Regions from separate parts of the Mus musculus genome. Here region 1 is linked to region 2. The links are chromatin loops, found by intact Hi-C in ENCODE. Cell type or tissue: left cerebral cortex. All regions are shown on one strand.

Evidence for each region. Peaks named below come from ENCODE experiments on the same cell type or tissue, not always from the same donor. Only the 100,000 strongest peaks of a DNase experiment are listed, where the experiment ranks them.
Region 1: a loop joins it to region 2, with 2.5 times the contacts of the local background. A loop is called at or near these places in 8 of 42 quality-filtered maps.

Annotation. Positions count from the first base shown.
Region 1 is chr1:90,345,856-90,353,855 of GRCm38, reverse strand. The region is part of intron 1 of Gm34992 (a long non-coding RNA gene); the gene reads right to left. Among named protein-coding and RNA genes, the nearest start is that of Gm34992, 12 kb to the right of the region's middle. In left cerebral cortex, no CTCF peak of the experiment used is centred here; DNase peaks (open chromatin) are centred at 4,052 and 6,626.
Region 2 is chr1:90,584,438-90,592,437 of GRCm38, reverse strand. No RefSeq gene overlaps it. Among named protein-coding and RNA genes, the nearest start is that of Gm35192, 5.6 kb to the right of the region's middle. In left cerebral cortex, CTCF peaks have their summits at 1,429 (motif pointing right) and 3,876 (motif pointing right); DNase peaks (open chromatin) are centred at 1,428, 1,766 and 3,892.

The DNA of each region.
Region 1 (8,000 bases), 240 kb after region 2:
CCCGAGATGGGCAGGGAGCTTTTAACATCAAAACCCATCTTAGGCATCCCTAGTGGTGTTATGGTCTGACCAGCTTTGATGGGCCCAAGTTCCTGCCAGAGACGCCAGACACCTGCATACCGACTGTTCCCAAGCCAAAAGTAAGTACTCAAGGGCCTGGGAAATCTCAGCACTGACTTGCAAAGAGTGGATCAAATGTCTCTTTCTTTCAGAGCTAGGAGGCCGAAACAAAACCGCTTAGAAGAAACGAACTGACTTTCCATTTCAAAACGCCAGCTTTATCCTGCCCAGGGTGGTCTCGGTTCTCTCCACCCTCTGATCTTGTTTATCAGGTTCGCTTTTAAAGGCCCCTCAAAGATTATTTATGGGTGTAGGCTTAAGCCTTTGGAGACTGTTCTTTCAAGAGACAGATGGGTTTAAAGCCACTGTCACTTTGCCTAACTGATGTGGTCACGTGGCAAGGCATAGGGAGAGAGGGATCTGTCTCTCTAAAGGATAAATATGACAGAGATTAAACTCATTATAAACAAGAGGGATTAAAAACCTAGAGCTGGCCACAGCAGACTCAAATGACTGAGAATAATCTCCTGGGGAATTCTATTTTTTTTTAAGAGAGTATTAGCAGAGCTTGGGGCTAGTATCTTGGGTTATGCTCATAAAATCAGCAGTCCTGTACTAGTGGGACAATAAAACAACATGGTGACCGGGAAACAGGCAACAGTGTCACATCAAGGTAAGGAGGAGCCATCGCTTAGCCACAGACCGCCATCCCCTTCACGACTTCCAGCTGGACACTCAACCCTGTCATTTCTACTGGCTCCCAAATGTTTAAGGGCTTAAAAGGAAATGGTAGCGTTTTTTCTCTTCTAGCTTTGGTTTCTCAGGACGCAGTCCAGACACTGGCAGCCGGTACAAGGGAGCCCACAGATGCTCTTTGCTGCATCAACCTTTCCTAGTGGCTGAAGGGGATGCAGGCACCAGCAGAGCATCCTCAGGGGGGCGTAAGTGCTATATGCAGTTGGGCAGGGTACCTAGACCTTGGGGTACTGTGCTGAGAGCTATGCTCAGGCCCCACAGCTCTTTACCAACCAGGTCAGGAAGCTGAGGTTCTCCTGGGTTTTTAAAAAAATAACTTGTGAGAAATGATCTAAACATTCTTGAAATATTTGCAAGGATTTTTAAACACACAAAGACAGGGGAAGAGCTATGTGTATTCATACCAGCCTCAAAACGTGACCATGAGTGTTCTAATGCAGGGACTTAGGAGCTTTCTGGAACATTCCAAGGTACCTCTGGACCTCAGGACCATGATGACAGAAATGTCAAGAAGGCATTGAATGAAGGAGCCTGTTCCCTTTAGATGTCTTGGGGAGTACAGAGACACTTGACAACATGACCCGAGACACAAGACGGCCGTTTTCTTATGACTTTCTAAATCTGGCCATGCATATACCTGCAGAGCATCTGTAGCTGCTGTAGGATGTCTTGGTGAACTATAGGAGAAAAGAGGGGTGATGGAACCAATCATTACACCCTCATGACTTTCAGACAGTCTCTCTTCCACAACTCTGTATAATTCACTCCACCTGCAGCCCTGTAACCATGGACTTGAGCAGAAGAGTGGCCATGCACCATGTGACCTGAGAGTCCTTGGCTCAGGAATTTCATTTCAAGCTCAGGTCTGTGGAAGACCACATCCACATGTGTCCTAAACCTGTGCTTCAGGCCAGAGCAGGCGCTGGAGGCTTAGGAGGCTACTGGAAAGCTTGCCCTAACCATATTGAGATGCCAACTTCACTTGTCGTCATGCATCTGAGAAGAGGTGAGCCCTGCACATGGAAGCCACATGTGGCTAGCAGAGGATCCGCCCTGGTTATTTACAGTAGCTGACAGCCTAGACAGCGTGAGGCTACATTTGGAATTTAAGAAGATATACTAGTGGTCACGTAGCCCCATTCACATCCTCTAAGAGAACTATGATGTGTACGCATATTTTCACAAACACCAGAAGCTCTGGGTAGCACATAGTTCAGTAATTTGTGCAGCCTGCCCAGACTGTCAGCTCTCTCAGTGCTTGGTGAGATCTTAATTCTTCCAGAGTAAGACAAAAAGCACTAGAAAAATAACAACGAAAGTCGAGATTCTTAAAAGTATTTATACAAGTTATATATCACCACTAATATTCACTGATGTCCAAACGCTAATTTGAAAGAGTTCGTGGAGTCTGAACTATTTTGATGCATAAAATCAGCTGATCTGGCCACAGATATCTAGCAAATGAGATGCATATGCTATTTCTTATTTCTTTTCCTGTGTGGAAAATCCACATAATAAGTTTATCTCGCTTACATCCTGTCAGAGTAAGGCTAGTGAGAAGGTTCGGGGGGGACAGATGCTAGCTGCCAACTCTGACATCCCATCACAGGCCCTACAAGGTGGAAAAAAAAGTTACAAGTTGTCTTGTGGTATTGACACACATGATATCAGACACACACACACACACACACACACACAAACATATATGCATACATGCATGTGCACACACATTAAAATGAAATAATATTTTTAATGAGATTCAACTACCTGAGATTCAAATTCCTTCATCCCACTGTGAGCAAAGTGAGTGATCACTTCTAGGAGTCAAGTCACTTAGATGAACTGGGTTCTGTTCCTAGCACATGGTCTCACAAAGGTGCATAATTCCAGTTCCAAGGGATGTGACACCTTCCTCTGGTTTCCCTGAGGACTTCACACATGTGTTGCACAGACATACATGCACACACACACACACACACACACACACACACACGTGTATATATATATATATATATATATATATATATATATATATATATATATATATATATCTTTTAAAATGCAGGTAGGTTCACTACTCTCATTTTTTCTTAAAATTTAAATATTCTAATGCTACAAATAGCCAGAACATTATGCAAAGCAGGGGAAAAGGTTCTCTTGGGTTGAAAACATGTAATCTTCTGAAGATAAACCAGCTTCCCCCTCCTTGTCTCCAATGGAAGCCTTGGTTAGGGTAAATGTGGAAGAGAGGACGCCACAATTTCTTTGTGCTAACAACATGCATTTCTTTGGAGTGTGTTCAGGACTCACTTGGGGAGAGAAGAGAGGCACAGGAGCACAGAGGTGAAGCTAGGTTCACTCCCAGGCTTGTACAATAGTACATACACCAATCAGAAAGGCTGAGAGCCCTGTTGCTATGAACACGGAGCAGAAGAAAGACATCAAGTATCTTTGGGGGCAATGGGCAGCATCTCACTACCAGGACCATAAGGAGAGGTGATCTCTAGTGGACCATGGAGTCTGCCCTTCAAACATATAACTTAACCCTTATGATTCCAACTTATGCAAATAGAGACTCAAGTCCCTCACTTGTCTTTAGGCTCTGGGGATTCAGTTTGATTAGAACAGTGGCAGGCTAAGGTATTTTGAGCTCATGATTAAATTATTGTTGCCTTTGACATCAACTTGCCATCTGGTCAACCAGACTCTTCTCCATTAATCACCAACTCATGTCTTCTCAGAAAAGGAACTGTTAAGAGCAACATTCCCTGAATGTCCTCACCACCACTCTGGCTATGTGGTTCCAAAACTGTGTTCCTCACTCAGAAGAGATTTCTATCCCCTCTAAAGCTAGCATATAAGCCTGGAGTCTGCCCTTAACCCTGTCCAGTAATCTGGATAGGAATACATCTAACACTATGCATGCAATGTGGCCTCAAGCACAGATTGTACCAGCCATTCAACTCTCCATTAAATCCGTACTTTAAAATATTATTAAGATAACAATGCATGAACAAATTCCAATAGAATACATGAAAATACTTTAAAATAGAACAAAGACTATCCCATATGGTCTACCATGCTGCTAAAGACTTGAAATCTCTTCATTCACACCTCTTTTTTCCCCTTTCTACGTTTCCCCTCAATCCTCTGTAGGAATCTCTGGTTTGCATTATTTCTGGCCTGTCATTACAACATTAAGCTCTGAATGTGGCCATCTGTTCTCAGGCACAGTATCCACACGCAGCAGGAACTGGCCCGTCTCTCTCTTCTGCAAGCTGAGAGACATGTGCATAAACTCCACCCCTCTCTCCTTCGAATTTGAATTAGGGCTTCCGTGCTTCTCACATTCATACTCCTAAGCTTTAGAGGATATACTTGAGAGTTCTCAATATCGATCTATAATCTGCAGGATATGGAAGTATCATTAAGTAGAAAGTTCCCCTTTTCTCAGCTCAGCAGAATGTCCTGTGCCTGGAGTGAAGACTTCTTGTTGTGTAAATGAAGCTATGAGTAACAAGATTAAGAATCACGGGAAGTATCCATATTTTGTAAAAGTCAGGAGACCAGTGGAAAGGGACAAAAGCAATGAGTAGCATCAGTATGAAGAGCTAAGTCTGGAGAGAGAGAGAGAGAGAGAGAGAGAGAGAGAGAGAATAAAGGGTGGAATACAGAGGCATCCCTTGACATGGGACCACAACACTCAACATTAACTCAAGAGAAATGAAAAGCTATCTACTTATGAAAACCTATACACACTGCTGATACCAGCTTTGTTTCTAATTGTTAAGAACTGAAAACAATTCACATCTCCCTCACCTGGGGAGTGAATGAGAAGACTGCATCACATCCAGAAAGCCAAGTAACAGTTTCAGAGACTGGGAGCGAGGTATGAGGGAATGAGTTGGAGGGAACTTGAGTGTTCTAAGCATTCACAGTGCAGGCAGCCATTCAACTGTGGGGGTTGTCAAGGCTTGTCAAACTGTACGACAGAAAGGTAAATTTTACTACATGAAAAGCCTATACAATAAAACTGACTATTAAAAAAACTAGGGTGAAGGTCTCTCAAATGTATGCATGTGGGGCCTGGGGAACTGGAAGACAATTGCTCAGTCTGGAAGGGACAACAGAGAGCTACTGCTAGGATCCAGTGAGGACCACAGAGCATTAGAATTGGGATGCTCCTACCAGTCAAAGAACTCCAGCCACCAAAGTGTAGACTGAACATTGGGAAGGATTGTGACAGCACGACATCTCTCATTCTGTCTCTACATTGGGAGTCTAAATTGCTACCCCAGCTCATCCTTGATCTTTTCCTTGTTTTCCATAATTTAGCAATGCTCATAAGCAGTTTATAGTGTGTATAAGTACCCACAGAATTGTCTCTGACTGCCAGCTGCCCAAATAATGTCACAGGCCTTATCATAGGGTATTTCCCAACTATCTCATATAAAATAATCAACCTGATTGTTCTAATCTTAAGTTCTTCCACATAACTCATTAGTTACCTCTCCCTCAATCCTGGCACCTGTTTCTTCCTCTGTGTCTGGCTGGCAAATCTCCCACTTCTCTCTCTTTGCCAGAGTTCCAGTCTCTGCCTGGAAGTTCCACCTATCCACTTCTGCATTGCTATAGCTCATTCAGCTCTTTATTGACGCAATCAGGAAGTGATAGAGAAGGCATTTACAAAGCAGACAGTTGATGCTTCATAAAAATAACAATACCACAGTCCTGTCTATACTCAAATCTCTGCAAGTACAGAAATCAACATTTGTATAACACAAAGACACTCTTTACATAGTGTACAAGAGATTATCCACACATATGTGTTTATATGTACATGTAACAGAAGACAGCCTTGAGTATCATTGTTCCTAAAGAGTCATTAACCTGTGTGTGTGTGTGTGTGTGTGTGTGTGTGTGTGTGTGTGTGTGGTCTCTCACTGGCCTGGGGCTTTCAAAGAAGGCTAGGCTATCTAGCCATTGAGCCCAGGGGCCCACCTGCCTCTTTAGTGCTGAGATTACAAATGCATGCTACCATATCTGGCCTATTATATGGGTTCTGGGGTGTCAACTCAGGTCTTCACACACTTAAACACACTTAAGTGCTTAAGTGTGTTGAGTGCTTAAACACACTTTACAGACTGAGATGTCCCCTCAGTACTTTGAACCAAACTGTAATTTTTGTTAGTATAGAATATTAGTTTTTATAGTAATTAGATTATATAGACTTGTTTGATTTCCTTCTGAATTCTTCCTCATAAACATGTGGTCTATATCTGACTTCACTTGCTTAATACTTTGTTTTGGACTTTATATTGAGTCTTAAAAGATTTCATAACAAGATTCATTGTCTCCATGAAGTTTGCATGTAGATATGGCCCTGATTTTACAGACAAATCACTATGTGGCTCTTCACTCGTGCAGCTCATGTCACACAAGGAAGGTATTTTTCTATCTACAACTTACTGTAAGCCTCAGAAAAAATTATATCTTCAGCTCTACCAAAAGACTTTCTGCCATTAAGATGTGTGGTGTAGCTTTGCACCTTGGCCTCAAACTTGATCTTTATGTGATGGAATTCTGCTGCTGAATCAATTGCACCCCCACCCCAGAATAGATGCACAGATCCTTAAGATATTGTAATAAAAACGTGTCAGTCCTATATCATCTCCCTCAGTGCAACCCACACATTATTTAAGAGTGAGATGTGAACCCAGGTCAGGCTTCAGCCATAGGTGTGAGACGTGGGTACTGCTGGTTGGTCTCCAGCTTCTGCCTTAGGTGTGAGATGTGGGCAGATTCTCCGGATGGAAAGAGAGTTTGGGATGCTGCTTTTCTCGCTCTCAACTTCACAGTTTTTTTTTTCTTTCAACTTGCATTCATGTGATGTTTCAGATAAGTGCCTTCCCTGCTTCCTGCCCGATGCATAATCAGTCAAGAAAAGCACTGGAAATGCCAACCAGCAAAACATGCTTTCCCTTTTGGTGCAAAGGATGACCCTCGTTAGCACAGGAAACACCTATTCTCTCTCTGCATCCCTCTTTTGTCCTTCCTTCTTTCCTTCCCATCTCCCTCTTTCCTATCCTTCCTCCATTCCTTCTTAACCCCCTCATTTCCTCCTTCCTTCTTGCCTGCCCCTCCCCACCCTCTCCTTTCTTCTCCCTCTCCTTCCCCTCCTCTATTCTTTCCTTCTTCTCCCTTCTCCTTTCCCTTTCTCCCTCCTCCTCTTCCTCTCCCATCTTTTCTTCCTTTGCCTTTCCTTCTTTCCTCCCTTTCCTTTTCCATGTCTCCCTTCTTTCTGTAAACCTTGGCACCACAGTCATAGGGCAGGGCTGAGTCAGATAGAGTCCCAGCCAAGGCAGCACGTGGACAGAGAAGGGGGTACCGGGAGCACCAGGTGGCTTGGATGTCACAGCTGGAGCCAGAAAGCATGTGAAGAGTCCAGAGACAGCTTCATATATGAAATAAAACAAATGGATATGCTAATGAGAACATGGGAAGCAGTTGCAGTGAGTCCTGTGGTCTCGGAGGGTCTGGGAGGAGAGGGACACACAAAACAAAACAACAACAATAAAAACAAACCAAAAAAAAATCACAAGGGCACCAGCACACATGGCGGTGACCAGCAGAGCACCCAGGTGGCAGCCTCTGCTCTCTACTGAGAGGAGGGGGACCCTTTGGAGTAATGACAGCTCCAGGGCTGGGAGCCTGGACAGCTCGATGGGATAGAGTGAAGAAGCACATACCTACAGATGAAGATTAGACAAGGACACAGCAGCCACATGGAAGGAGCTTCCCCAGCCCCAAATCAACACTGATATCATGAATTATACCCAATTGAATAAAACAAAAATTAATGCACAAAGAACTATTTTTATCAGATCTGATTGACAACTAAGACATGTGAGTATCAGAAAATCCTTACACCTACCTGTGGGATACGGTAGAATTAATTCACCCCAACCCCAAAAAATGATGGACCAGAAAACCAGAAAGTTAGTTTGGAGAGAGGATCTGCATGCATCTCCTCACAAGCTACTTATTGGTGATAGTGGGGAAAGCAGACCATGCAGAGAAGGTTAGAGGATTGCACTTAGCCACACTGTCAGCATCAGCATCTCCAGGGATGGGACAACAGAAAACCAGTGGCCACTGCTGGGATCCAGTGAGGACTACAGAGC
Region 2 (8,000 bases):
GCCTGGGCATAGAGTTCTATTCATCCTGACTCTGACCTCTAAGATTCTGGTCCTTCTTGTATTCACAAAGGTAGAACTACCAGGACCCAAGTCACCCAAAGTGCCTTCAGGCTGTTTATTGCCAGCATGATCTTGTGAGTCTAAGGCTCTCAACATCTTGTGCTGTCTCTGCATCCGTTAGTCCAAGTCAGCAGTGTTGCTGTCGGTGGAACTGTCACATGAATGAGTTCCAGCAAGTAGGAGAACTCAGTGTCTCCAGCTGGGTGAGATAGAGGTGAGGCATAGTGAACTGCTCTGTGAAGCCTCTCTGAGTCTTACTATTTCATAATGGATGCTTGGAGAATTCGTTTTTCTTTCTTTTTTGTTTCTTTTATTTTTGTTTTGTTTGTGTTTTTGTTTTCATTTTTGTTGTGTTTTTTGTTTTTGTTTTGAGATTGAGGATGGGGGTTGGGGGCAGTCATTTTACATGGTAGCCCAGGCTGGCCTAGAACTTACTATATAGTCCAGGCTGGCCTTGAACACATAGCAACCCTTCTGCTTCCGGAGTGCTAGGACTGCAGGCATGGGCCATGATGCCTAGCTGCAAACATATATATTTACCTGACTAGAGAGATCACTGAACAGATTAAAGAGTCCAGAATGGACCCGGGTCCCTATGGAGAGTCAGAATGTAGTGGAAGTGACATTTCAAATGATGAAGCAGTGACCTCCAAGAAACAGCACTGGGCTGTTAAACGGCTCACAGCACACGCAGCAACACCCCAGCCAGTGGGAGAACTGGAGGTGTGCAGATACTAGGGGAAAACTGCACCCAGCACTTCTACAAGAGCCACATTCCATTGTGAGCCCAAATCCAGACATCAGGAAAGGAAAGGCTGATAAGGTTAGACTCACAAAGCCAGAACTGTGCACCATCTGAACTGTGGCCGGTTTCAAGATAAGTTGGTGAAACATGGTTGCGATGTGTGTCAGAGACAGAGCTGATTTCATTCGTGTTTCAATAATTCCTAAATGTGGAGTGGGTGACACTAACTGTCCTGTGTGTGTGTGCGTGCATGCCGTGTGTGTGTGAGTGTGAGCGCGCACGTGTGTGTTTGTAAGAAATGAGGGAGGACAAAAATAAAAACATAGGGATCTGAATCATCTACTGGGCTTCAGAAGGAGGCAGCCGAGCCAGCCAGGAGTCCTTCTCTAGAAGGTGGGAACTAGGGTAGAGCTCTGGTATAACCACACAGGCCTGGTCACACTGTGGACTCGGCAACTGGGCTCTGCATAAAATTTCCTTCACATGGGCTACCAACCCTTGTCCAGAAAGGGGTCCCAGGGAAACAGCTAGGGAAAGTCCAGAAAGGCCTAGTGCAGTAAAACTGTCAGGATGATTCCCAAGCCAAGCTCCCCCCACCCTGTGTTAACACTTCACAAAACTGTCCAGCAGAGAGCGCTCTGCAGAGCAAAGTGAGCAGGCAAGAGTCTAAGCACAAAAGACTCCACCCAGAAATGCACAGAGCTGATAAGTACTTCCCAGCAAAGTGGCAAGTTACAAAAATACACACACACACACACACACACACACACACACACACACACACACACACACACAAATCACTAGGTGTCCCATGGACCAGTGATAAACACACTGAAATAATCCCATTCACAAATTAAAATAGGATAAAGTGTCTGGGCACACAGCTAGCCAGGGGAATGAAAGGAGTCTACACTGAACTGGAGAGAGAAGTTGAGGGAGCCACATGGGAAGGCCTGGCATGCACTTGAATGGAAGGAACGGATCTTGCTGGCAGGGACCATCCTGCCAAATGCAGCCTACGGATCCAGTGCAATCCCAATCGAGTTTCCAGCTCCTTTCTTCACAGACATAGGGGGAAAAAACCTAAAATTGTATAAGGAAGCACAAAAGATCAAGGCAACCAAAGCAACCTGAACACAAAGAAGGCTGTGGAGGGTATTGCTATTCCTGAGCTTAGCTATGCTACAGAGCTATAGTGATAAAAGCGCCTTGGTGCTGGCTGACACAAAATAAAAACAGACATGTAGATCATGGGGATAGAGCTGAGGTCACGGATGTAAGCCCATGCTACTACAGCCCTGACTGTTGAAACGTATTTTATTTGTTATGTGTGTGAGTGTCTCGCCTGCATGTCTGTGTGTACACCACATGTATGCAGTGGCCATAGAGGACAGAAGAGGACATCAGATCCTCTGAACCGGGAGTCACAGATGTATCATTGTGAACTACCATGTGGCATTTGCAAATCGGACCTGGGACCCCTACAAGAGCAGTCAGTGCTCTTAACTACGAAGCTGCCTCCCCAGCCACTGCCACTTTGACAAAGAGAACCAGGGTCCTTCTTAACCAAAGAGAAGAAAAACAGGAAACAGATTAAAGAATGGGAACACACACAGTTTGATAGGAAAAATGGAGGTGAAAAGACCTAAAACCCACTAGGAACATAGACAAAGGCCTGGACAGACAGACCCTCAAAGCACACACTAGGCACAGAAGAGCAGAAACTCTGCTCCATTTGTGGAAGAAAAAAAAAAGGTAAAAAGGTAAAACTGAAATATGACATTTTCTCCACATTTCTTCAAAAGGGTGTCTGTTTAAGCTGGGTGTGTGTGACACAGGAAAAGGAAAGGCAGAAGGATCCTGGGCACTAGTTCGTCCTCAGCTCCTTAGTGAGTTCAAGGCCAGGCAGGACTATGTGAGCCCATACCTTGATCAAACCAGAAAGGAAAGTAGGAAGGTGCTTTTCCTGTGTGTAGGAGCCAGGGAAGGGGCTCCAAGATACACTCCAAGTTCCCCACAACCATGTGACGAATCAGATTCTCTCTGTCCTTAACTTCCACCCCGGTTTTCATTTGAAAACATTTTAAAAGTTGCCTTGACACTTTCCAGGTAAAATCCTGGAATGTGAGAATCAACAACACCCTCCTGTCATTGCTGCAACCACAAACACTCCCAGAATGGGCTCCCAGAGCGCTGGAGGTTGGAGGGATGGAAGGACTTATGGAAAACATGCAGTTCCATGGACCATGCGACCCAGTTTAATTCCTTAGCAAAGCTGTTACTGTGAGTTTATGGACAGAGGAATAAAGGATACTTAGAGAGATACAGACAGGGGAAGCCAACTAGTGCTCCAAGTGTCCTCTGTCCTGTGCTCCAGCACATGCTGCCCCTAGCCTGTGACTTAGAGCTTTTAGTAGGAAGATCACAATGGGTTGTTCTCAATAGGAGCTTGACAGGACAGGAGAGATAAGTAGGGGGTAGATGAAACTAGTGTCCACCTGCAAGCAGGAGGTTGGATGGTGCCTCTAGCTCAAACCTCAAACCTTCAACCTTCTTGTGAGCTCCCTTGGGCTTTCCCATTAAATACCCGGAGCATTCTATGAAATTGTCTGAAGCATCCTTTTCTGTGGGTTGCCCTGGAGGATAGGGATTCACTGTGTGACTTAGATGATGAGGAAGGGCAACCAGCCCTGCTTACCTTTTGCATAGTCTTGTGGGATTTCCTGGAGGCACTTTAATCAAGAGGCACGGGGCTTTCCTCTTCTGCTTTTGTTTGCTTTCTGATGCTAGAACAAAATACTGGAGGCGGGCACATTATCACAAAAAAGAGGTTTACTTCAGGGTACAGTTTGAGATGCTGTCTGTAAACTCATAACAGCTTTGCTTGGGAATTGGGTGGCTCTGGGATGGGTCTGGCCCCTAAGCTGGGAATGGCAGAGTACGGTGGGTTTATATCATGAGCATGCAGATGTGAGAGGCCAGGATAGGAGAGGCTGCAGAGCTGGAGTCTGGTAATGGGTTTTACTAGCAGCCTCAGACCATTACTTCCTGCTCCTGGGAAATACAAAAGGCACCACAAGGTGGCACTCATCACAAAGTCTCTGACCAGGCAGAGCTCGGCCATGGAAAAACTGATGACTAATTCTGGATTTGCAAAAACAAGGCAGACAAAGGCGGTTAGACTCACCCTAAAATTTGTAGTTTGATTGGTATAATTCTTAGTTCAGCTGAGACTGAAGAGTTGGCGTCTTTGAAAGTGACCTTCAGACAAGGAGTGTGTTCAGCCACAGAGATGCATATACATTCACATATATGTACTCGCACGCATGCTATCAACTAACACATGTGCACACACACATGCACACTTACATATACACCCACATGCACACACACACATGTGTATGCACACACATGCATGAGTACACACACACACACACACACACACACTGCCTTACATGACCCCAGCTCTTCCTCAGGGCGCTAGAAGAGGGTGAGAGTCAGGTTGTGGCACCTCAGGTCGTCCTGTGACAGTGTTATAGTCCTCAAACCACAGGGACATGGAGGAGTTTGGTTTCAGGCAAGAGTTACCCCCTTTCTAGACACCCACTGCGTATGTGTATGCTGCTGGCCACCATCCCATCCATGGTCCCTGACTGTCCCACCAAGACAGGTAACAAGGATTCAGACAATAAGAATCACAGTGACTTGCCAGGGCCCAGTGTGTGCCACCTTTGCCCCCTGTGTGTATTTCTAGAATTTCCCCACCCTGAGCGCCTCTGGCACAGCGAGAGTCTATGTCTGAGCTACTTGGCTCTACAATGCATGGAGAGGAGAGGATCTACTCTGAAGACCTGGGCCCATCTCACACTATCAACATCCTGGTCTCTCACCTCAGTGGGCAAAGCAGGACAGTACAGGGAGACCCCGCCTTACCCATGATTCCTCCTTTCACCACAGGACTTCAATGACACCAACGTAGGACCTGAGGGGCAGGTAGTCTTGGGTAGGACAGAGTACGAAGGGCCTGAGACACCATGCATCACCTTGCACAGGTCAGAGCCAGCAGGACCTACAGCACTGTGAAGAGGCCCAGCTCTGAGCATGGCCACTGCTCTTGTTCCATCACTGTCTGAACTGTCTGTCCTCTGTGTCCCCACTGCTGTGGGATTGGGACCACATTCTAGTGCATGACACAGAACTGGCCTCAAAATTGAGACTTCATTTCACTGTCTAATTGTCCCCGAGTTAGAAAGAAAGAGAACTAAATTGTTCGTGTTTCTACATGTTTTGTGTATTAGTGGTGAATGGCGATATCGGGACAAATGCCTGCAGGAGATTGCCACTGCCCTAACAGCATTGTAGTTAGGGATTTCCCCAGTCTTAGGTAGAAATTGAACTCTCTATGCAATAGTGGTTCAGGTAAAGAGCAGGTGACCTGAACGTGAGTAATTTGCTCTGTCTGACTCATTATCAGCTTGCCCCACAGCACACAGTGTGAAGCACCACACTAGCTCTTTTTCCATGAGAGTGTTGTTGTTGTTGGAGGTGGTGGTTGTTGTTACTGTTGTTTTAACTACCCCTGGTCCCTGGTCTGTGCCATAAGTGCCATAAGTGCAACTTAGTGGGCTGGGGACATCTGCATTCTGACCTCTTCACGTGTCCTGTGTCCCTCAGTTCCCTCTCTTCTCCTTGGCACCTTGGCCACGATGCTCGCTCTCCCAAACACAGAGTGTAGTCAGCAAACGGATCCCTGTGCATCAGCTGCAGGAGCAGCCATGCGGGTGAGGAAAGGCAGTGGTCTGTGGCTGTCACAGCATCTGAAGTGGAGTGGAGCCACTGGGCTGCAGAGAGAAACAGTGCAGGCTGTGGGAGATTGTTCTGGAACCACCCTGCATGGCCGGACCAGTGTAACAGCCTGCTTTGTCTGTAAGAAGACTGCCTTTCTTTTAGCAATGCACACTGGAGCTGCTGGGCCTGACCTTTAGACCAGCTTGGTATGATAACCGAGCTCTTGGCCCACCAGGGCTCACCAGCCCCTAGCCTTCACTCTGGACTTCTTTGTTTAATAAGACTCCAATGTCTCTTTGTTTCTGAACTTCTAAGAGACCTCCTTGGCCTCTGTCTGTCCTCCATGACAGTTCCAGCTTTGCAATTAGTCCCAGATAGAAATCTTTCGGTTGGTTAGTCATCTCTGTTTCTTGACCTTGACAATTCACATCCGGGCAGCCTAGGGATTGTGGTACATCAAACACAGTGATAACTCAAAGCACCCAGAAATCACGAGAGCCAGAAATTGGGTGAGACCCTACTCTGTGAAACAGATTGGCAAAAGGAAGTCCTCAGGGGAACAGGAAGCAGGGGTTTGTCCTGGGTCTTCCTAGGAAGTAGATGCCAAGATGCTCAAATATGTAATAATGACATTTTAAAATATGTCGCTGAGGGACAAGGCAGACCAAGTTGGTGAGCATGAAAGGGGCCTCCTGCTGAGGCAAATATGAGTCTGGAGAATTGAGGGAGATAAGTGTGGTGGAAGGCCCGGCCCAAGCTTGGAATAAGAGTAGGGTCTCACCCAATTTCTGGGGAGAATTTTCAAATTGGGGAAATTAAGGGGAATCTGCAGGTGACTGGGCTCCTCACTCACTGGGTAGAGCAGCGTGAGAGTGAGGAGTCCCCTGGATAGATGCAGATGTTAAACAGCTCACAAGCTACTGCTCAGGGAAAACACAGCTCTGCTGTCTTGGATAAAGGCAACCATGAGGGAAAGGGGAAACATGGGGAGAACTGAGAAGGAATTCTTGTAGTCAGGGATTCTGCTCACATCTAGAGGAAAATGTATTTAATATGAAGCCTGCTTCCAACCCAGGCGATGGAGAGGCAACTTTGAATGGGTCTGGAAATGAGTGTTATGTATTTATGAAACAAGGCCCAGAGACCCTGGATGGCAGGAAAGGCTGCTCTGAACAGCAAACGGCAAGCTTGTCTCTGCAGGCAGAGAAAAGAGTGAGTGCAGGCCCAGCTACCAGTGCATTGTGCCCTGTGTAGAGAGCGACCTTCAGTTTTGGTTCTTGTATTCAAGTCAGCTATTCTTGTTCTGGTAGTGGTGCTGCCGCTGCTGACTATCAAGCCTGGGGCCTCACGCTCAGTGTAGGCAAGCCCTTTACCTTTACTCACGCTGTCTTAGGTACAGTTTCTATTGCTGTGGAGAGACACCATGACCACGGCAACTCTTGTAAAGGGAAATATTGAATTAGGGCTGGCTTACAGTTCTGAGGTTTAGTCCATTGTCATCATGGCAGGGAGCATGGCAGCAGGCAGGCAGGCAGACATGGTGCTGGAGAAGGAGCTGAGAGTTCTACATCTGGATTGGCAGGCAGCAGGAAGAGAGAGTGGCACTGGGCCTGGCTTGAGCTTCTGAAGCCTCAAAGCCCACCCCCCCAGTGACACACTTCCACCATCAAGGCCACACGTCCTAATAGTGCTACTGCCTATGAGCCTATGGGGACCATTTTCATTGAAACCATCACACACTCCCTACTTTAAAATAGATAATTGTAGATTCCCACCTTTAAAACCCTCTCCACACATCTGGGGGTGGTTTGGTTGTCCTGCTGACCCCTGCTTGCCATCAACAGGGAACAGGCCGGTTCACTGATCCATGGTAAGGTGTGTTGAGGTGCAGCTCCTGCTGTGTCAGGGTACCGGAGGGAGCCCCGTCCCTAGGCAGAGTTCTAGTGCCTCTCTGCTCTTCTCATGGCTCATCTTGGGGGAGAGTAATTAACTTCTATTCTTTTATGTCAAAGTCAAGCAACCTCCCTCCAGCCAAAGCTTGGGGCAATCCTGTTCTGCTGGCCAGATCTCTCACAACACTTGCCCTCTGCCGGCTGCCAGGCTGGGAAGCAAGTTAGTGTGCTCACTCTGCTAAGTTCTACTCCAAAGCCCTAGGCAGGCACTTGGACACCTAGCCATCACCACTAACTAAGCAGTGTCCACGGACCCATAATCCTGAGCATTAAGTAGATCTGCAGGAATGTGACCAGAGTGAATAAATTCTTCGCCTACCCTTGGATTCCAGAAGGTTCTATAAACAAAGGCCTTCATCTGCTAACTGCTCATCGGGGATATAATACAATCTCCTGCCAGTTGTCTGGATTTTAAAAAAAAAATGGATTATTTCATCTCTAAGGTTTGTGGGTCC